Linked DNA regions of Homo sapiens: region 1 is linked to region 2. Evidence: read pairs that join two places in POLR2A ChIA-PET (ENCODE). Cell type or tissue: Panc1. All regions are shown on one strand. Links, peaks and the distances in the headings refer to the core of each region. The heading gives the core; the rest is flanking DNA. Region 1 holds the start of HAFML (HuR (ELAVL1) associated fibroblast migratory lncRNA). Region 2 overlaps VEGFC (vascular endothelial growth factor C).

Region 1 (11,206 bases), core at 3,471-8,470, 120 kb before region 2:
ATGGCACACGCCTGTGATCTCAGCTACTGAGGAGGCTGAGGCACAAGAATTGCTTGAACTGGGGAGGCGGAAGATATCCACTGCACTCCAGCCTGGGCGACAGAGCAGACCCTGTCAAAAAAAAAAAATTATAAATATATAATAGGTTCAGTAAACATACAGGATTCACTCTACAGAAATCTTGCGTTGTAATGTGTAATTTAGATTACATTATAGGTAATGTTTCATTACTTCTTGATGTCTATAATTATAAATCGATATATATACATTAAAAAAAGGATCCATTTTAACTATTAATGCCCTTTGTTCTATTTCCCCCACTTATGGAATGTCTGAAAATAAATATATCATCATATTTTATAGCTACCCACTTTCAGTAGATATTTTTACATATTTTTAGTGCCTAAGTACTCAGGTACCATCACCCGTGTTACCACTTGGTTTCAAAATGCACATGAATTTCACCTTTACAAAATTAGATGTAGTTCAAAGCCAAATAAAAACACATTTCTGGAAATGAATAATTGTATATGGATGCTATCAAGATAGTCTTGGCTTATGCGCCAATAACAAACTTCCCCCAAATCTCTGTTCGCTTCATACAGCAAAAGAAGATTTCTAAATCTACTCTGAGTCAGGACAATGGCCACCTGCTATATTCTTTGGCCTTTTGATTTCAGCATGAGGCCTCCTCAATAGTTAATCTTGAATGAAGAGTGTATTATTATTATTATTTTGAGACAGAGTATTGCCCAGGCTGAAGTACAGTGGTGCGATCTTGGCTCACTGCAACCTCTACCTCCCGGGTTCAAGAGATTCTCCTGTCAGCCTCTGGAGTAGCTGAGATTACAGGAGCGTGCCACCAGGCCTGGCTAATTTTTGTATTTTTAGTAGAAACAGGGTTTCACCATGTTGGCCAGGCTGGTCTCAAACTCCTGACCTCAGGTGATCCATCCACCTCGGCCTCCCAAAGTGCTGTGATTACAGGCATGAGCCACTGTGCCCAGCCAAGAGTGTATTATTTTGCTAGCATTGATGTAAAATATGCCACAAACTAAGTGGCATAAAGCAACAGAAATGTATGGTCTCACAGTTCTGGAAGCCAGAGGTCTAAAATCAAGGTGCAGGCAGAGCTCTCTCTCGATTCTCTTAGGAGGAATCTGTTCTATGCTTTTCTCTGAGCTTCTAGCATCACTGGTGGTGCTTGACAATCCCTATCTTGCATCTGTGTGACCCCAGCCTCTGCCTGTGCATCGCTTGGTGCTCTCTCCTGGTGTGTCTTCGCATCATCTTCTCATAAGGACCCCAGTCACGTTGGATGGAGGGCCCACCCTCCTCCAGTGTGACCTCATTGTCGTCTACCTAATTACATCTGCAAGAACACTATTCCCAAATGGGTCACCTTCTGAGGTACTGGCGATTAGGACTTCAGTATATTTTGGGAGGTATACAACCCAACTTACAACAAAGGAGAAGAAAGTAAGGGGGAATTGCACAGTGACCCTTCAATGCTTTGGTCAAAAGGTGGCACAAGTTGCTTCTGCTCACAATCCCTTGGCCAGAAGCAGTCACATGGCCCCACCTGACTACAAGTGAGTGAAAACACATCATTCCCATGTGCCCAGAAACTGACAAGTATAAAGCCTAATGGTTTGGATTCATAACATGTGGCTGATCTTCTGGGAAATGTCATCTGCCTCTCTTACTGTGTGGCTTTAAAACATGTCTGCAAATTCTCAGACAATCCTCTCACACAAGGTGGCGTCTAAATGTCTTCTGAAGATGGACAAGCCTTTGTGACCCACTTTTATTAGAATGTTGTGAGGCTCGATTAGAAACAAAGCTGCTGTGGGGCACACGTCTTGGCAGCCCTGAGGGGGCACCTAAGAGGCCCTGCTCTCCTGAAGCCACCATGCTGGAAAGACCATGTGGCAAGGCCACAGACAAATAGAGATTATGGAGCCCCACTGATGTTAGAAAGTAGCTATTTTAATATTCCCAGAGCCATCCTCCCACAGGGGTGAGTGAAGAAGCCCTCATATAATTCTAGCCATCAGTCTTGAAGTCCCCCAGTCACAGCTGAGGCCTCATGGGGCTATGCTGTGCTCAGCTGGAATTCCTGACCCACAGAATCTGTGAGCAGAATAAATGTCACTAAGTGTTGGGGCGATTTGTTGTATTTCCATGGTAATGGGCACCATGCTATTTATATTTCTCTGGCAGGATCAGTATCTTGAGAAGAGGGGTAGATGCAGAGGCAGATGTGTCTCTCGTCTTTTCCACGTGAAAGGAGGAGTGGCATATTCTGGAAAGAGCTGAAAGCAAGAGGCTTGCTTCCTGGTATTGCTTAAAAGAATTTAAAAACTATTCAGAAAGTAAATATATTATTTTTAAATATCCCTTCTGAAGATATTCTAGACCTTCTCTTTTCTTTTTTTCATTTCCAAAAATCTTTATTCACTTTTTAATTGATATTTGATAGATATACAAACTTTCAGGGTACACGTGACAATTCCATACATTCATATAATGTATAAAGATCAAATTAGTGTTATTGGGCTATGCATCACCCTAAATATTTATCTTTTCTTTATTCTAGGAACATTTGAATTATTCTCTTTTAGTTATTTTGAAAGGTACAATAGATTACTGTAAACTGTAGTCAGCTTACTAATCTTATTTCTTCTAACTGTATATATTTGTACCCATTGATCAATCTACCTGTCTCTTTTGTAAACAGCCTTTATTAATAGAAAATTGTACATATAAATAAATCCACTTTTTCAACATGGAAAATTGATCTCATCTTCTCATATTCTGATTTCAGGAGAAATCACTCTTCTTATTTATCTACTTAAAAATTTTACTAAGTTGTCTCTTTATGCATTTATCATTTCAAAAAATTACAATATTAACAGTGATTGTCTCTTGATGATAGAATTAAGTGAATTTAAAATGTTAGTCCTAAATTCGTTTATTTTCTGAACATTGTATAAAGAATTTAGATTCTTTTTATAATCTAGTTTAAAGTGAAAATAGCTTTTGAGAAATATGACATGTGATATCAATTGATTGAGAAGGAATGGAATAGGCACCACAAGGGGCTTAATGACACCAGGAAAAGTTTAGTGTTAGGAAAAGAAAAGAAATACTTGGGAAAAGTAGAGGGTCCAGTCCAAACTTATGAAAAACCAGACAGTGGTAGAAAATGCTACTGGGATTTTTGTGGAGTTCTTTGTAAGCTAGAAGGAAGATTCTGCTTCTGATATAGAATTCAAGATTGTAAATTAAATGTTTAGGTAAATAATATAATCGGAATAGTGTTTTAGGAAGATGATTGTATTCATAGTGCTTCATTTCAAATATAGTGAAAAATGGGGGAGAAGGGAATTGATAAAATAACGCACAGTTGCTTACTTCCTACTTAGAAGAATAAAAGATGTTTGATGATGGACACAAGCTGATCTGAGAGTCAAGGCAGCTTTACAGAGGGTAAAGAAGAAAACTCCTATAATAAGTAAGTCTGGCTGTACTGTGTTCTTCCTGAACAAAAGAACCGTGTATTTCTCTGTAGACTCTCTAGAAATAAACAAAGGAGTTAGTTTCTACGGATTAGGTCCTTCTTAAATAAAGTCCCCACCCAATAAACTAGTTTTAAGAACTAGTAGGGGCGGGTCACCGTGGCTCACGCCTGTAATCCCAGCACTTTGGAAGGCCACGGCAGGCAGATCACAAGGTCAGGAGTTTGAGAACAGCCTGACCAACATGGTGAAAACCCGTCTCTACTAAAAATACAAAAATTAGCTGGGTGAGGTGGTGCGCACCTGTAGTCCCAGCTACTTGGGAGGCTGAGGCAGGATAATCACTTGAACCCGGGAGGTGGAGGTTGCAGTGAGCTGAGGTTGCACCACTGCACTCCAGCCTGGGCAACAGAATGAGAGCAAGACTCCATCTCAAAAAAAAAAAAAAAAAGTTAATATGAAAAAGTATTACTAGTTCTTTTTTTGTTGTTTTTTGTTTTTTGAGATGGAGTTTCGTTCTGTAGCCCAGGCTGGAGTGCAGTGGTGTGATCTTGGCTCACTGCAACCTCCGCCTTCCAGGTTCAAGCGATTCTCCTGCCTCAGCCTCCTAAGTAGCTGGGACTGCAGGCACTCACCACCACGCCCAGATAATTTTTTTGTATTTTTAGTAGAGGCAGAGTTACACTATGTTGGCTAGGATGGTCTCCATCTCCTGACCTTGTGATCCGCCCACCTTGGCCTCCCAAAGTGCTGGGATTACAGGCATGAGCCACAGCGCCCAGCCTCCTATTAACTTTTTAACTGACTATTATTTTTGTGATTGTCACTTTGGATTAATAGTGATTAGGCAACTGAAATATAGCTCTCAGCCCAACAGAAGTGTTATATTGCTTGAATTCTTTTATTGGAAACACATTGGGCAATTCAAAGGAATGAGCAAAGAATCAAATAGAAGTTGGAAACAATATCCAAACAAGAAAACAATTTGCATTACCTCCTGACAGTTAGTTTTAAACCTTGTCTTACTAAAAGTGTGACTCTTCAATCTATAAACTGACCACTTCCTTATTTAAAATCAAAAGTTGAATATTTGAATTAATCTTCATTTCCAAAAGTTAAAAAATTTCCAAGAGTTTAGAAAAGTTTTCTTTAATTGAGGAATAAAACTGTAGAGTTCTCCTCAGTAATATACTTCCAAAATCCTTTATCCTTTCAGCTTTTGTTTTTTTCTTTCCAAACTCCAATGACAGAAAACAGAAACCAGCTCTGTGCTTCCAAGTTTCTGGAATAGTTGCAGATGAGTCAATATAAATGCCAATTTTCTGGTCTGGTCTAGAGTGAATATTTTGGTGATAGTTTTGATAATTTTTGATACCTGGTGCTTTTGAATCCAGTTACAGGAAAAATGCAGCAATTTCTCACTTTTGTTTTTATGGAGAAAAAACACTCAAGCAAGTCATGTTTTTCTAAGTTGTTGTGGTTTTTTTTTTTTTTCCAGTATCAGAGAAAAAACAAAAAACATCTGTTTTCCTTCAAGTCTTTGTGACTTTCCATGTCCATTCCTCAGTTATTACCAACTGAATATAAAGTGGGTGATTTTTCTAGGATGCTTTCTGAAGAACAGGAATAAATAAACTTGGGAATCTGATATTTCTGAACCATAAGTTCTGCATTTTGGATTGGCAAGGAATTCTCAGCTCCTAACAAACCAAACTATGACCTAGGTTAACTTGCTATTTGCATCTGGTTTGCACTCACCTCATGGCATCAAGCCATCTCCATGCATGTGATGGTGGAAACATTTGCAAGACGTGGCAGTGACAACAAAGGTAGCATTATGACCTCAGGGGTGTGTGTAAGACTTGGGGCTTGGTCTGCAGTAGGAGACAATTATTCTGCAATCTTCCTGGTCCTGCCATTAATTTATTTAAGTCCTGGAAGAATACTTAAATTGGTCTCAAGTTCCATCAGCAAGATGGGAGTAAGTATACATATCAATCTCAAGGGCATTATCTGAATCATGACAAAAATAGATATTGGTTACTTAACTTTACAAATCATTAGAGAGAAATATAACTAATACTATAGTACACTCTTCTGAAAACTAAGATTGTAATAGAATTAATAGGACATTTCCAGGACTTATAGGCATTATATTTGAAATCAAATTTTCCAAATGTTTATTTTTTCTCTCATTCATCTCAAATTCTGCCAGTAACCATGCATTGATATAAACTAATATAGCCCAAATGTGTAACTACCATTATACCTAAAGTTAATCTGATATATTTATCTGCTGATGGTTTATTGCTCTGCCTTCATTTAGTGTTACAGATGCAAAGCTGGACACAATAGTGGATGCTTCATAAAGGATACTGATAAAAGAAAATATACTAAGTATCTGAGGCGATAGAGGATGAAGTGCAACACTGTGCTTATAGCCCAGCTGCAGCTTTATACAGGAACGGCAGGCAGGGCTGAGGAATTTCTTTTGAGTGCCCACTGTGTACAACACATAGCACTAGATATCCTTTAATGTACTAGCTCATTTAATCCTCATAAAAACCCTTTGGAATGTGAGTTATTTGTTCCTTTTTTCCAAATGGTAGAACTTGAGGTTCATTGTGATGAATGAAGGTGTGTGTAATCACAGCGTTGGTTAGAGGCAGAAGTAGAAGTCAGAGTTCTCTCTGACTCTAAAACTTAGACCCAGCTGATAGGCCACTTTCACTTCCTAAGAGCTGAAACTGGCCATCTAAGTAGGAAGGAATGAAGGTCAATTCGTGGCTTTTGTTTGTAGTTTTTACAGTGTGGCTCCATTGATGATAGCAAGTTATCTGTTAGGCAGAATTCTAAGATGACCCGTGACCTTCTTCTGCTGGATGTTCCTCTTTTGATCGTGTTATATTACGAGGCATGGAGAGTTTGCAGATGTTGGGATTACTGATCAATTGACCTTAAAATAGGGAGATAATCTCGGTGGGTTTAACCTAAACACATGAGCCTTTTACAATTTTCTCCAGCTGCTTGCGGAAGAGTAAGTCAGAAATAATCTAAGCATGGAAACAATTCTACGTGAGGGAAATTAATCACTGCTGATATGAAAGCTGAAACAGATGGCTTAAGGGATGAGAGTGGTGCTAGGGGCCCCTGGTCAACCTCCAGCAAGACAACAGGTACTCAGCCCTGCAACAGCCAGGAACTCAATGCTGCCCACACCGTGAATGAGTTTTGAGGCAGATTTTTCCCAAGAACCTCTAGAGAAGAGTCCAGGCCAGCCAACATCATTAGTTCAACCTTGTAAGGCTTTGAGCAGAATCAGCTTTCTGGACTTCTGATCTATAGGAAGGTAGGCTAATAAACGTGTGCTGTTTTAAGCTGCTAAATTTCTATAATTTGTTTTGCAGCAATTGGGTTACTGGTCAAATTAACATTGTTTGCACTTACACATACTAGTATTGTTCTTGACACAGTTCTTAATTATGAGTTTGGTTGCCTACTGGAATAATTGGATCAATGTATTACTTTTCTTTAGTATGAGATTTCCTCCACTGGAAGACTTGCTCTTCTTTATTTGAGCAGGTTGATGTGTGCCAAATCAGAATAATGCATTTGATTCTGTCAACTTTTAGTTCGTTAAAGATAATTTATTTTAAAAGAGTATAGAGTTTGGTCTAAAATGTAATATTTTCTATATGTTCAAAAAGTGGACCATGTTTTTAATAGGAGATGCAAAGGCCTACCTGGTAGTGGAATGCTGGCTACAAAATGAATATGTCTGTGTTTGTGAAGGAAAGAAGTTATTGCAGAAAAAGTGTCTTGTGTACTGTTAAGAATTAAAAAGGCTTTGAATCCACTGGAATATCTGGCAACTTTGCTATAAAGTCTTGTTTTCATTAAAATGGTTTGGGCTGAACCTTTCTTTGATAATTTAAAATTCCTTTCCACTCTCCCTCCTCCTTTCTGCCTCTAACTCCCATGCTTAAAGCATCACTGGTATTTTGGCAAATCAGGCTAAGTTAAAAACAAACTACTTGCTTACATATTCTCCAGCATCTGTCTAGCAGTCACACAAGAGTGCGCTGGCGCTTTCTTCCTGCTGCTCTTGTGTATGTTTCCTGTTGCCCTTATTACTTACTGGCCTAATTATCCCTATCCAGGAGTTCTATATTCCATGGAAAGCCTCATTGCTGAAATGGCCTAGACACGTAAACAATAGCATCTGTAATGTCCGTGTCTATTCACTTCTCTGTTTCTTTCTTTTTTTTTTTTTTTTTTTTTTGTTTGAGATGGAGTTTCGCTCTGTCACCTAGGCTGGAGTGCAGTGGCGCCATCTCACCTCACTGCAAGCTCCGCCTCCCAGGTTCAGGCCATTCTCCTGCCTCAGCCTCCCGAGTAGCTGGGACTACAGGCGCCCGCCACCACGCCCGGCTAATTTTTTGTATTTTTAGTAGAGATGGGGTTTCATCGTGTTAGCCGGGATGATCTCCATCTCTTGACCTCATGATCCACCCACCTCGGCCTCCCAAAGTGCTGGGATTACAGGTGTAAGCCACCGCGCCCAGCCACTTCTCTGTTTCTTTAGTCGTTTCTTCCTTTACTCTTGTATTCTTCGATCTAGCCTTGTTTTGGTTACCAGTGTTATGTAACCAACTATTATTTACCTAGTACTATAAAATTGCAACAGCTGTGTTACACTCATTGATTCTATGTGTTAGGAATTCTGGTAGGGCACAGCAGAGATGGCTTATGTCTGCCCATAATGTCTGTGGCCTCAGCTGAAGGTGATTCAAACATCTGAGGGCTGGAATAACCTGAGGTCTTCTTCACTCAGCAGCCCGTCTGGTGCCCTAGTACCTGAGTTGATGTGACCCAAAAGCTGGACTAAGGGCCAGGCATGGTGTCTCACGCCTGTAATCCCAGCACTTTGGGAGGCCAAGGCAGGTGAATCACCTGAAGTCAGGAGTTCGAGACCAGCCTGGCCAACATGGTGAAACCCGGTCTCTACTAAAAACATAAAAATTAGCGCATGGTGGCACGCGCCTGTAGTCCCAGCTACTCAGGAGGCTGAGGCAGGAGACTCACTTGAACCTGGGAGGTGGAGGTTCCAGTGAGCCGAGATCACACCACTGCACTCTAGCCTGGCTAAGCTCTAAAGCCATTAAGAACCCTAGAACAGTTACACCCAGGACTGTGTGTACACCCAGCCTGGGTGACAGAGTGAAACTCCGTCTCAAAAAAACAGAACAAAAACAAAGGCTGGACTCAGCTGGAAATGTTGACTGGAACTGGGTTAGGATATTTACCCACTGGACAGGCTGCAGGTAGGTGTTCCACAGTTATGGCTAGGTTCCAGGCTAGTTCTGAACCCACCCAGACCTGTAGCTAGGTTCTGTGAGAAACATACCAAGGGGCGATGTCCAAAGAGTGAGGGTCTCAAACATCCCAACCATAAATGCATTATGATACTTATGATCTGGTATTAAAGGTCACATAGCAGCATTTGCACATGTAGTTGTACTCTATTGGTTGAAACAACTACAAGTCCACCCAGGTGCAAGAGAAGGAGACATAGGCTACACTTTTTGAGGGGAGAGTAGCAACGCACATTTTAGAGAAATATTTTGAATGGGATCTATTTGGTGGCCATCTTTAGAAAATGCAGCATGCCACAATCTGCCCTAGGGCTACAACAATTTGTATCCCACTGACATGCAAAATAAAAACACCCTCTCCCAAGACCCCCAAAAGTCTCCATTTTGACTTTCATTTTAGACTCAAGGTCCAGAATCTTATCATCTAAATTGGGTGATATGGGGCTGGGTGTGCCGACTCATGCCTGTAATCCCAGCACTTTAGGAGGCCCAGACAGGAGGATCACTTAAGCTCAGGAGTTTGAAACCATCCTGGGCAGCTTAATGAGACCTCGTCTCTGCAAAAAACAAACAAACAAAAAACAAACCTAAGTGAGCGTGGCGGCATGCCTATAGTCCCAACTACTCAGGAGGCTGAGGTGGGAGGTCACTTGAGCCTGGGAGGCCTAGGCTGCAGTGAGCTGTGATTGCTCCACCGTACTCCAGCCTGAGTGACAGAGTGAGACCCCATCTCAATCAGTCAATCAATCAAATGGGTGATATGTAAATAAGACACCTCGAGTGCAGTTCCTCAAGTATTTCTTGCAATCTGACCTGTGAATGTAAGAGAGAGGTTATCTTTCTCCAAAACACTGAACATACAATAGTCAAACCGATATAGGATAACCACTGCTATTCGAAAATATAATCACTGTTTCATAGCAATTCTGAAATCCAGCAGGGAACATGTTACCAGTTCCTTGATAAGGCTTAGACCCACAACCTGAGAGTTCTTCTCCGCAGCTCTTATATTCATCCTGGGCTCTTTGTTCCACCCGAGTCATTTTTCCTTTTTATAAGGAGTAGTCCATGTCTACAGCTAAGCAGATTTGTATTTGTCTGTTTCTTTATTTTTTAAATCATGTATCTTGCCAGTAAAAGTTTTGGAGTTCAAAAGCCTTTTTTCATTTGATACTGTCTCTGTCCCTTTTATTCCCATCTGATATAATTTCTTTAAAAATGTTGTGGGTTTGTTGTATGTCAATTTATAAGTCTAACATTTTGAGAGGGAGTCTCACTCTGTCACCCAGGCTGGAGTGCAGAGCCAATCTTGGCTCACTGCAACCTCCACTTCTGGGTTTGAGAGATTCTCCTGCCTCAGCCTCCGAAGTAGCTGGGATTACAGGTGCCCGTCACCAGGCCCAGCTAATTTTTGTATTTTTAGTAGAGACAGGGTTTCACTATTTTGGCCAGGCTGGTCTCGGATTCCTCACCTCAGGTGATCTGCCCACCTCGGCCTCCCAAAGTGCTGGGATTACAGGCATGAGCCACCACACCCAACCTGGAATAACATTCTTAAGACCTTTAGAAGCCTTAATATTTTTCTTAACAGAGACATGCCCTGAAGATGGTTTGAAAGCTTTTGGTCCATCTCAGTGTGTCTACAGGGCACAAACATAAATTTTTCCGAGGTCTGCATAAAGGGTTTTGTAGTCACATCTAAGGTTTCATCTTGATTCCAAGACAATGTTTTTCTGCTAGCTCTCTGGATTTAATATTTGAATCAATGACTCTTTCTTAATTGAGAAGCCTTTTCTGTCTGGAAAGACTCTCCTAAACCCTTGATAGTTGTTCTTGAAAAGGAAGAGTTTATTTTTTAGTTAATTTCTCTCTGCTCTCACATTCTACTATAGCTGGCTAGAAGAAACCACAATGCACCTTACACTCTTCTTCCAAAAACCTCCTTACCTTGATTAAGTTCATTAGCATATTTCTTATTTTCCGTATTACTGGTGGTAACTGTGTTGACAAGCTTTCTACCATTATATATACAAGTTTCCTTCCTCTAGCTTCCAATAACAATCTCCTCAGTCTCTTTCACACTTTCACTGACTCCCTTTTTGAGGACTGTGTTACTTTTCTGTGGAAGCTACAACAAAGTACCACAAGCTGGGTAGTTTAAACCAACAGAAATTTATTCTCTCACAGTTCCAGAGGACAGGTCAAAAATCAGTTTCATTGGGGAAGGTCAAGATATTGGCAGGGCCATGCTCCCTCTGAAAATTCTTTTTTTTTTTTTGAGATGGAATTTCACTCATCACCCAGGCTGGA
Region 2 (11,206 bases), core at 2,031-7,030:
GTACCGAAAAGGAAGATATGCAAGGTCTCTACACAAAAAGAAAAACTTAAAAATGATTATATAATAGGATAAATGCTATAAGGCCAAAATAGAAAGCCCATTATTGCTAATATATCAGTTTTCCCCAAATCAATTTTTAGATTCAATGGAATCTCAATATCTATATTCAAGGTGATATTAAAGAACAAACTGTAGGTATTTCTGTCAAATATTAAGGTACAATGAAGCTGTGCATGGTGGCTCACAGCTATAATCCCAGCACTTTCAGAGGCTGATGCAGGAGGATCAATTGAACCCAGGAGTTCAAGGCCAGTCTGGGCAACATAGTGAAGCCTTATCTCTACAGAAGAACACAAAAATTAGCCAAGTGTAGTGGTGAGTACCTGTAGTCCCAGGTACTCAGGAGACTGAGGTGGGAGGACTGCTGGACCCTGAGAGATTGTGGCTGTGGTGAGCCATTATTGCACTATTGCACTTCAGCCTGTGTGACAGAATGACACTCTGTCTCAAAAAAAAAAAAAAAAACAAGGAAAAGAAAAGATACTATGGAACTTCAGAATTTCAGGCAGTGTGATACTAATGCCAGAGAGCATACAATCGTAAAACAGAGTCCAGAAAGAAACCGTATAGAGACATGATTTATTTACAAGGGTAATGCTACAGAGCAGCAGAGAAATATGCTAGGTTACCTAGTTATCCAAATTAAAAATAACTAGTCTTGATTTCTACCCTCCCCACTACACAAATATCAATTCCAGGTTGATCGTAAATATAAATCTGAAAGTGAAAAAGCAATAAAGCTTCTACAAGACTATTTTCATAACATTGGATAGACAAATGTTTCTTAAACAAGACATAAAAAATATTAATCATAGAGGAAAAACAAGAAAAAATCACCTTACATTAAAATTAAAGAAATCTGGCCAGTAAAAAAAAAGAAAGAAAGAAAGAAAAAAGACCAGTAAGAGATGGAAGAAGATATCTGCAATACACACAGCTTTAAAAAGCCTGGCAACCAAATCATGTAAAGGAATTGTAGAAATCTAAAAAAAAAAAAAAAAAAAAACAACCAAAAAGAAAAATGAACAAAACACTTAAACAGGCATTTTATAAAAGAGGATATCCAAATGGGCAACAAGCTTGTCAAAAGATGTCCAACTTCATCAGTTTCCATGAAAAGGCAAAATAAAACCACAATGGGATGCTATTACATCACCACCACAATAGCTAAAATAAAAAAGACTAACAATGCCAAGTATTTGGCTGGGATGTGAAGAAAAAATAGGTTGGATATTCATTCTCCTCACTCTCCCTCTGCCTCACCACATTTATGGTGCCTCACCATAGTGAGAGAAGTGTGTGCACTCTACAGTTAGAGCTTCTATTGACAGCCCCTCTCCTACAGTGCCCAGCAATTTCCAGGGCTGATAGCACTATTCGCTCACCTTGCCCCTGCAGGACTAGGGTAGTTAGGACTTCCCACTGTTGATAGTACCTGGATGCTTCATGTTCTTTTGTTCTTTTCTGTTTCCTTGACACTGTCCACACCTCTATAAAATGAACCAGTCGTTAAACTCTTTTAATTGAAACACTGCCAGGGCAATGACTACTATTACTTGATAGAGATTTTGGTTTTTACTTTTTGTGAAGTAGGGAACTATTCTAGGGCCTTACATATAACAGGAGAGGAATATAATGTGACTTACATCCTAAAAGGATTCTTCTTTCTGCTCAGTTGAGAATACACTCTAGGGAGGTGAAGATAAGAACCAGTGAGACTGGTAAACAGAACGCTGCCCTGATCCAAGTGGAAGACGATGGTGGCTCAGGTCAGAGATGTAGCAAGTGGTTAGACTCTGGTTATATTTTTGAAGACACAGCCAAGAGGATTGGATTCCCTGATGAGTCTGAATGTAGGGTAGGAAAGAAAGAAGTCAAGGATGATACCATGAATTTTGACTTGACCAACTCGGAGCAATTTGTTGCCACTGACTGAGTTAGGGAAGGCTATAGGTAGAGCTAGAGCAAATTTGATCAGAAACGGAGAGATAAAAATTTCAACTGGGAATGTTTAAATTTGAAGTGTCTGTTAGCCATCTGAGTGGAAATGACAAAGGCAGCTAGTTATATTTTAAAGTTAAGAAGACAGATTTGGACTAAAGATACAGATATGAAGATATCTAGAACCATGGGACTGGGTTAAATCACTAAGAGAGTGAATAGAAATGAAAAATAATAGAGGACAGTGGGCTGAGCCCTGAACACTTCGACATTAAAAGTTCAAGGAGAGTAGCCAGCAGTGGAGAATGGGATGGAGTAACCACCACTGAGGTAAAATGAGTGCATTGAAGACAAAGCTGAAAAATAATGATCAAACATTGTAAATGCTGCCAAGTAAGAGGATGTTTTATACATATATATATATATATATATATTTCAAATTTTTCTGAGTACTATGATATTTCGACATCTTAAAAAAAAGTTTATGGCTTGGGAGAGATGGCCCTCCAGGGGCTGCCAATCCTTACAGACAGCAAAAACCTCAGCAGGGAGAACACCTTTGGTATGCAAATTACCCAATCCAGAGCCATACCTCCTTTATCTGGCTATATACCCCAGGAGACAATATTCCTCTGCCTTAATTTCCCACTGTCAGGTATCAAGCAACTAGGGATTAATCCTATACCTTAGAGCCTACTGAAAGTATTCAAACCAGCCAGTTCTAAACTGTTTACCCTACTCTACTCTGCCTTGCCTTTACCCTGAAACTCCAGTAAAGGCTGTGGCATAAGCTCTCTCCTCTTTCCTGTCTTCTGCCACATGGAGAACCACCCCCCACCCCCCGTGCTGTGGTCTGTAATGTCAATGTCCCTCCAAAATTCACATGTTAAAATATCAACCCCAGCGTTTTGGTATTAAGAGGCCAGACCTTTGGGAGATGATGAGGTCATGAGGGTGGAGCCCTCAAGAATAAATTGGTACCCTTATAAAAGAGGCTTGGGAGAGCCTGCTTCCTCCTTACCCCTATCACCATGTGAGGGGGACGTGCAACAAGGCACCATCTATGAAGAGTGGGCCCTCAGCAGATGCCCAATCTGCTGGCTCCTTGATCTTGGACTTCCCAACCTCCAGAACTATGAACAATGAATTTTCTGTTCTTTATAAATTATCCAGTCTAAGACACTTTGTTATAGCAGGCTGAACAAACTAAGACACCCTGTGACCCTGTGTGGCATGCGGTGACCTCCTGTCTAAGACCTATGAGTATAATAAACTTTGTTTCATTGTGCCTCTCCTGTGTGTCCTCTTGCGGTCTCACCTGTGACCATCACAGAAAAGCTCACAGAACAGAGAAGTTCTAATAACTGTTGGCTTTAGCAACATGGAGGTCACTGGTATCTTGGAGCTATTTGTTATTTATATTTAATAAATATGTAATTAGCTAGCAGATATTACATTAATAAATGGCTATTTAGATTAATTTTATTCCATCTGTGGGGCCTTTGGTCACAAAACCTCAAATGAGAACCACGAAAGCATGAACATGACTCACAGGGATGGAGTTAGAATTCTAACAGGCCCTGGAGTGGGAACTAATGCTTTATCAGTAGCTAACATGAGACAATGCTTTAAATGAGCTCTGTTACAATGTTGTAACGTATACACTATTTTGCCCAGTTCACAGCCTGACTCAGAAAGCCTGACTCACAGAATTAAGGTCATACAGCTCCTGAGGCCCATCACTAAATTCAAATCCAGTTCTGATTTGGCAGTTTATGCTGTTTCAACCTACCCTGTACTCTCCAGTAATAACATAAAATAGAATGATTAAAGAAGGTTAATCTGAATTATCTGGGAATCAAATCTGGGTCCCTGAACTCCCTGAAAATATTATTTCCTAGTAACCCATGCCAAAAAAATAAGTCAATAAGACATATTCCTATAATGCTTGGGAAGAAATTTCTATTTACTAGAAAGAAGTCCTCAGATTAAAAAATATCTGATAGTTACATATGATCTTAATAGTAGTTCTGCAAACTTGATTAAATATTTAAGCTTCCAATTGTAGTTGGATCTTATCCCTCTTTTCTCATTAGGCAGAAAATATTTAGAAAAGCTACATTAGTAAAAACCAGGCTAACTTCTTTCCACAGCTACCTAATGACTTCAGTCAGTATTATTGTTTAAAATTAATAGGCCACATTTAACAAAAACTTTATATTATTAAATTTCTTCTCAAAACATGTTTAGCAAGAATATCTGGCTACTCATCTTTTTAACCTTGACAACTCATTTCCAATGCAAAAGGGTAAATCCTACTATTAACAGCATTGTTTTTGTGGAAACAGTTTAAGACACTAGTCACTAGCATGATTTTCTAAATATGCTTAGCAGGTTTATTTGGCTACATATGAAGTCTCTTTTAAAACCTGACATATTATTTCCAGTGACCTGAATAGGATATTTATCTGAGAAAGCAGACCAGAATAAAGCCTCTATACAGACTTTCCAGATAGAGAATAAAAATAGTATCTAATATATTTTCGACTTTGAAATTATCTATTTCTGTTATAGTGTCCTCTGGATCACTGCCCCTGAAAAATAGCTGAGCTCCTATTTTAGCAATATATACTCTCTTGAGGTGGTTTCAGAAGATTAGGACACAGAGTTCAATACAAGCTATGAGAATTCCACTGCAGCTGGCAAACACTGAGGCCTGTCATAGACTTTTCTTGTTTTTCCACATGAGAAGCACCTTCTCCACTCCTCTCTTCCATCCACAGGGAATCCAATTCTGACTTGACCTTTGAGATACCCATGAGAATGTCCATTCTTCTACCCCTCTGCCATAATACAACCTACTACTGTCTTTCATTCAATTGAAGGTGCAAGTAACTGATACACACACACACACACACACACACACACAAAGGTATTGCTCTCAAGGACATTTACTTAATTTTTAAAAAAGGAATCAAAGCTTGAAATAAAATAATTAAATTCTACTTTGAAAACAAGTTAACCTGGTTTTTGCTAGTACAGCTTTTCTAAATATTTTCATCCTAATGGGAAAACATCAGCATATGTGACAATTACCCTTATTCAAGTCACATTAAGAATAATTCAAAACATTAAAGAAAATACTACAGTTGCAGGGGAAACAATTTAAATAATATAAACTGGCCAAACCCTAGTGAATCAGATGATGATCTATGGAAACTGACCAACGGAAAATATCTAAAGTTCAAATGCCCTTATAATAGCTGTTTTCTGCCATCTTTTAAATGTCTTTCCATGTCAAATCCCTCTTAAGTTTGATACACAGTCTACTTACCAAAAAAAATTGTTTAACACATATATGATTATGAATTTGAATAATAAAGCAATATTGTAAAATATCAAGAGTAGTAAGGAAATAACAGAGGACTGTATCCAAGGTTTCCATTAACATCATAAATGCACTAAATGCATTTTTGTGAGCTTATGTTTTCCATTTTTGTATTTCTTTCTCTGTGAGTAACGTGTAAGACACTTAAGAGAGGCACAGGTAGACACACTGCAGCAACAAGAAAAGTCTAAGGTTCTTGTTATCTGGTACCAGTGCTGTGGACACGCCACTTGGAAGGAGGAACCACTGTTTTTCCTCTGTGAGGACAACACACTGCATCTGTACCAGGTGTTTTATGGGAAGAGTGAATAAATTTTAATCATTCATCGCCCTCTTATGCTTAGATGTTTGTCATGATCACACAGTGTGGGATCTACAAATCAACACAGGAAAGTTGGAATTATGGTATTCTGTTATCAGAGGAGCCTGTGATCTGAAAATAGCTGATCCCCCAATTTTCATATGACACTTGTGTGAAGAAAAAGAACAGAAATCTCCATCAGTACCAACTGTTCTCAGAAAAGGCACAGCCTAACAGAAAGAAAAGAATGAGCACGTTGGCTGCAGAAAGCCCTATTACGGTTTACACATTAAGAAACGGAGAGGAAACGATCCAAAAGAAGGCAAAATTTGAATATTTCCTGTTTCCAATGTCACAAAAATTACAGAGTAAAAGTGAAATCAACACCAATATGTTAAAGAAAATATTTTAATGTTATATTTACTTAATTTGACATTATTTAATTGGTCTTACACTGAAATCGACACTACTCAAATACTTTTTCAAGAGGAGTGGCCTTCAAGTTTTTCCTTTCTCTGTTATGCGATTTGACACAATGAAATTAGCAAGTTTAAGTTCTCATGTTTTATAAGGTTTTCATGTAAGTGCTACCTCTCCAAACTGGAATTTTAATCTTTTGGACAGTCAAAAGGTCTTACATGGTAGCATTCATCTTTCTTTCTTAAACACAATACTTCAGTAACATTAATCTTTCAGGTGGGTATACAAAGAGTACATCAACGTTGCAAACAACCTGGAGAAAACAAATCTAGAAAGTACAATGACGCAATGTCACAAATGTGGTTGCCTCCTGCTACAGCGTGAATGTGTTCCCCAAACTTCATGTGTTGGAAATTTAATCCCCAATGCAAAAGCATTGAAAGGTGGGACCTTCAGAAGGTGATTAGGTCATGAGGCTCTGCCCACCTGAATGGATTAATGGTATTATCTTGGGAGTGGGCTCCTTATCACAGGAATGAGTTTGTTATATAAAGTTCCACCTGTTCTTGCACTCTGGAGAAATCTCTCCTGATGTGATGCCTTCCACCATGAGAAGACACAGTAAGAAGGCCCTCACCAGACACAGCCCTGCAACCCTGGACTTTCCAGTCTTCAGAATTGTGAGGAAAACTAATTTCTTTTTATTATAAATCATCCAGTTTGTGATTTACAGCAACATAAAACAGACCACGATACCTACCCAAAGTACATTCATTCTCCTTTCCTTCTTTGTGAAAAGAATTTCAATATTGTTAGAAAGTGCATGTATTTTCTTTATCGGCTTCTCTTACAGCCAGGAATGGCAAAAATGCACTTCTACCTGAGAAGATGTAAGGGCAAATCTACTGGGGATTTCAGAGAAAACTTTTGCTTTGGTTTGAATGTGTTAAGGCAACAACCTCCTCTCTCACTATTCTTTCTTCCTTGAAATCAGACATAAAGCTGCACAACAATCAGCCATGTTGTGACCACGAGGAATGAAGCACAGAAGGCCAAACTCTAAAAATGATCAAGTGAAAAAAGCACAGGAGTCTGGACATTGATGATATGATGTTGCTCCATGTGGTACCAGCCCTTAAACGCCCACTGGGGCCTTTTAGTTACTAGAGAAAAATAAACTCCAATTTGCTTTAGCCACTACAGTTAGATTTTGTTACACACAAACAAATCCCATTTTAACTGATACTCTCAAAATAGTTAGTGAAATCACCAGAGAATGAAATAAACTTATTTTACAATTTGATCATACCTATAAAAATAATAAATGTCTTCCTAGTATACAAAAAAACAGAAGCAGGGGAAAAATTTTAGAGAAGGAGACCAAAGAAAGAAGAATAAAAGCAAAATTTTAAAAAGTGAAGGCAAATAGTAGAGAGGTTAAATAAAGATAGCACTGAAAATTGATGGGAAGCAGCAATAATTTTCATGTGTAGGTTTGTTGTTGTTTTTTAAGAGACAGGGTCTTGCTCTGTTTCCCAGGCTGGAGTACAGTGGCACTATCACAGGTCACTACAGCCTTGGACTCCTAGGTTTGAGCGATCCTCCACCCTCGGCCTTCGGAGTACTTGGGTATATGCCACCATGCCTGGCTAATTTTTTTTAATTTTCATTTTTATTTTTTATTTTTGTAGAGATGGGGTCTCACCGTGTTACCCAGGCTGGTCGTGAACTCTTTTTTAATTACAGCTGAGTCATTAGGGTGAGGTTATATTTAATATACTTTACTTAACACAATAAAAATTTGAGTTATTAAACTCAACAATGCTCATCTTTAGAAGTCCAGAAAATTCACTTATAGAGGCGGCTTCATTTGTTTAGAATATTAAATAAATGACAAGTTAGTATTCTCTGCTTGTGAAATTTACTGGTTCCCTGTGCATTGCTAGGAAAAATAACAGAATCAATAATACATATTATACAGTTTATTTATGATATGTCACTACTTGCAATTATTAAATAATATATGCTATAGGACTACTTAATATTAATTTAGCAGATAATTTTAATAGAATGAAACTGCATAATAAATAAAAATTTTGATTCATATTTTGAATTATTAAACCCAGCAAAAATTATGAGAATTAACTTTATGAGTGTTAGTTTTTAAATAAAATAGAGAAGAATATGTAACATCATTAATAACTTTGAAAGCCACAGAGCCAAATGAGTGAATCACTTCTGCTCGTCACTCAGCCACTATTATTTCGTTATGCTAATTACACAGTCTATGTGTTTGGAGTCTGTTAAATGTTTATTTTTGTGGCAAACAACTATCTTTGCATATGTAAAATGGGGACAACATGTGAAAGAGGAGAATATGAAACCAAAAATTTAAGTATCAAAGAATCAAGAAATGGAAAAATATAACCAATCCTATAAAATGATCCTCCCATATACACTCAATAAGTAAAAATACACTTCATGGTCCAGACTGTCTTGAAGATATATTACACATTAGAACATATGCTTGTTAGTGGGTGCAGCGCACCAGCATGGCACTTGTATACATATGTAACTAACCTGCACATTGTGCACATGTACCCTAAAACTTAAAGTATAATAATAAAAAAAAAAAGAATGCAAAAAAAAAAAAAGAACTTATGCTTTACTGTTGCTTTCTGCACTTGAAACATCTTGATTTGTATCCTCTAGATTGTCAGGTAAGAATATCGTTAGAGATCAATTGGTCCAGCCTCAGACTAGGGCAAGCTTCAGCCCGATTGATCAGATGTGAACACCTCATATGGTCAAAGTGCCTTGAGCAGAGGAAATACACTGTGCAGATAATACTGACTCACAGGTATTATAACAATCTACCAGATGGGAAATAACGTGGCAGAAGTGACTTTTAGATATTTACCCTGGAGTGGAGGATGATAAATCCACTGCTCCAAGTAGAAGCAAGTAACCTGCAGACAGAGGGCTTGTCAAGTATAAAACCTTTAATCATTTCAGATATACTACGGATTGGCCTATGGGCTCCAGCTCTAGAATTTTACAACTGAGAAAAAAAAAGTAATGAAAGAGAAATATGTTGTGTTCATAAATAAACTATTAGAATAAATAATTTAAACAAGATTATATTTCTTATTTATCATTTGATGTTGATTTTTTAACCCAAAACCTTAACTTGAAACTCTTAATCAGTATAAAAGAGCTTGAGTATATTTAAAATTGTGTTGGACAGCCTGTTTCTTAGGATAACTCTATATGTCAGCCAATCACATTTTTTGAATCACCTCTAAACATTCCATTGACTTTTGTAATTGCAGTTAAAACAGTTCATGTGACATATGCAAGCAGTTGTTGACAGATGAGAAGATAAGCTTATAGGCCATGTATTGTATTTCCAGCTGTTTTAAATTTAAATTAACATTCTTTCGTAATTTCTAATTTTGATGATTATGATGACAAATTCAGGCTTGCAAAAGCCTAGACTCAAACTAGATTTTTGAATAGTTCAAGTGTTTAATTACTTATTAATCTGAATGAAGTACGTAATATATTTTCTTGTTTGCATTTGTTTTTACTATCAGTTCTGAGACTTCTCATCCAAGTTTGTCCTCTCTCAGTTCTTTCTAGTTACCATTTCCCAAACAATCAGAGATGGTCAAGGGTCATTCCCACGCTATTAACACTTTTAAAAGCTAGAAGAAACAAAGGTATAGGCTTACCAAAAAAAAAAGAACCTTTATTTATTTGAAATGTGGCAATTGAATAAAGCTTCTTAAAGTATGTACAAAATATAAACACATAACATTTTAAAGGAATCTATCAGCCAAGCAAAGAATGTTAGGTTATAAACACACAAATTATCTTAACCCTAAGGGTCAATAAATTAAGATCATGATAGTACAACTTTGGAAAGTTACTCCATAATCGAGGCAACATATTAATTATTAAAATCTTGCTTTACATAAGTCTGAAAGTGTTATTTTGAGAAACAAAGGTAAAGTTTTAAAATTATAAAACATTTTCTGATTTCCATGGAAGGAAATAAGGGAACAAGAAGAAAAGCAGTGCCTTAGCAAAAAAAAGCAAAAGTTTTCCCATAAATCCCTGCTAGATTTTCTCTTATGAGCAAGAACTATTCGAGGGCAACATTAGCTGCAAAGGACGCTGGGAAGTGAGTTGAATTTTTTTCTTCGTTTTTTAAACTGGGTACATGTGACCTCAAACACAATTTGGTCAAAACTACATTTAAAACCTCCAATTAACACTTTGAATTACACTAAAATAAAAAGGAGCCAATGAAGAGAGGCACAATACAAAACATATGATCAAGTTCACAATGAGTAGAAGCAGCACAACTGTGCCCTATATTTCACAGGTGTGGCCAAGGCCACCTACAGAAGAGTCGTACAAGAGAACCAAAGCCAAAGAGAGAGAAGAATATGGGTCAGAAAAGAATCATCACATCCTGATACTGACACACAGTGGACCAAGCCCTAGCTTAACAACTGTCCTTTATTCAATAAAATATGGTGCAACGGCCAAAGATTTATGGCAAAAATAGAAAATTGTTAACATTCATAAAGTTTTAGGTGTGTTTTATTTTGCTTGGCTTTGGTTTTTTGTATCTATCAAAATGAACAACTTAGACATGCTAAAAGTTTTATCATAGTATCAATATTTATAGTTATTCCATTATTTATCTTTAATATTTTAAATTATAAATAGCACAGTAAGTGTTGTATTGTTCTAATATCTCCTGCTTTAATATTTATTACACAGCATAACTGGACGGGAGATGTTTTAACTTCACTGAACATTAAAAACTACTGGCCGGGTGCGGTAGCTCACGCCTGTAATCCCAGCACTTTGGGAGGCCGAGGTGGGTGGATCACAAGGTCAGGAGATCCAGACCATCCTGGCTAACATGGTGAAACCCCATCTCTACTAAAAAAAAATACAAAAAATTAGCCGGGCGTGGTGGCGGGCGCCTGTAGTCCCAGCTACTCAGGAGGCTGAGGCAGGACAATGGCTTGAACCCAGGAGGCGGAGCTTGCAGTGAGCCGAGATCGCACCACTGCACT

Evidence for each region. Peaks named below come from ENCODE experiments on the same cell type or tissue, not always from the same donor. Only the 100,000 strongest peaks of a DNase experiment are listed, where the experiment ranks them.
Region 1: POLR2A ChIA-PET joins it to region 2 with 6 read pairs; 5 of 35 experiments call an interaction of 5 or more read pairs at or near these places.

The regions. Positions count from the first base shown.
Region 1 is chr4:176,648,775-176,659,980 of GRCh38, forward strand. HAFML (HuR (ELAVL1) associated fibroblast migratory lncRNA) reads left to right here and starts at 5,410. Exons shown (of 3, transcript NR_183975.1): 1 at 5,410-5,502. In Panc1, for the core only: no CTCF peak of the experiment used is centred there; no DNase peak of the experiment used is centred there.
Region 2 is chr4:176,766,079-176,777,284 of GRCh38, forward strand. The region is part of intron 1 of VEGFC (vascular endothelial growth factor C); the gene reads right to left. Among named protein-coding and RNA genes, the nearest start is that of VEGFC, 21 kb to the right of the region's middle. In Panc1, for the core only: no CTCF peak of the experiment used is centred there; no DNase peak of the experiment used is centred there; H3K27ac peaks cover 2,553 bases.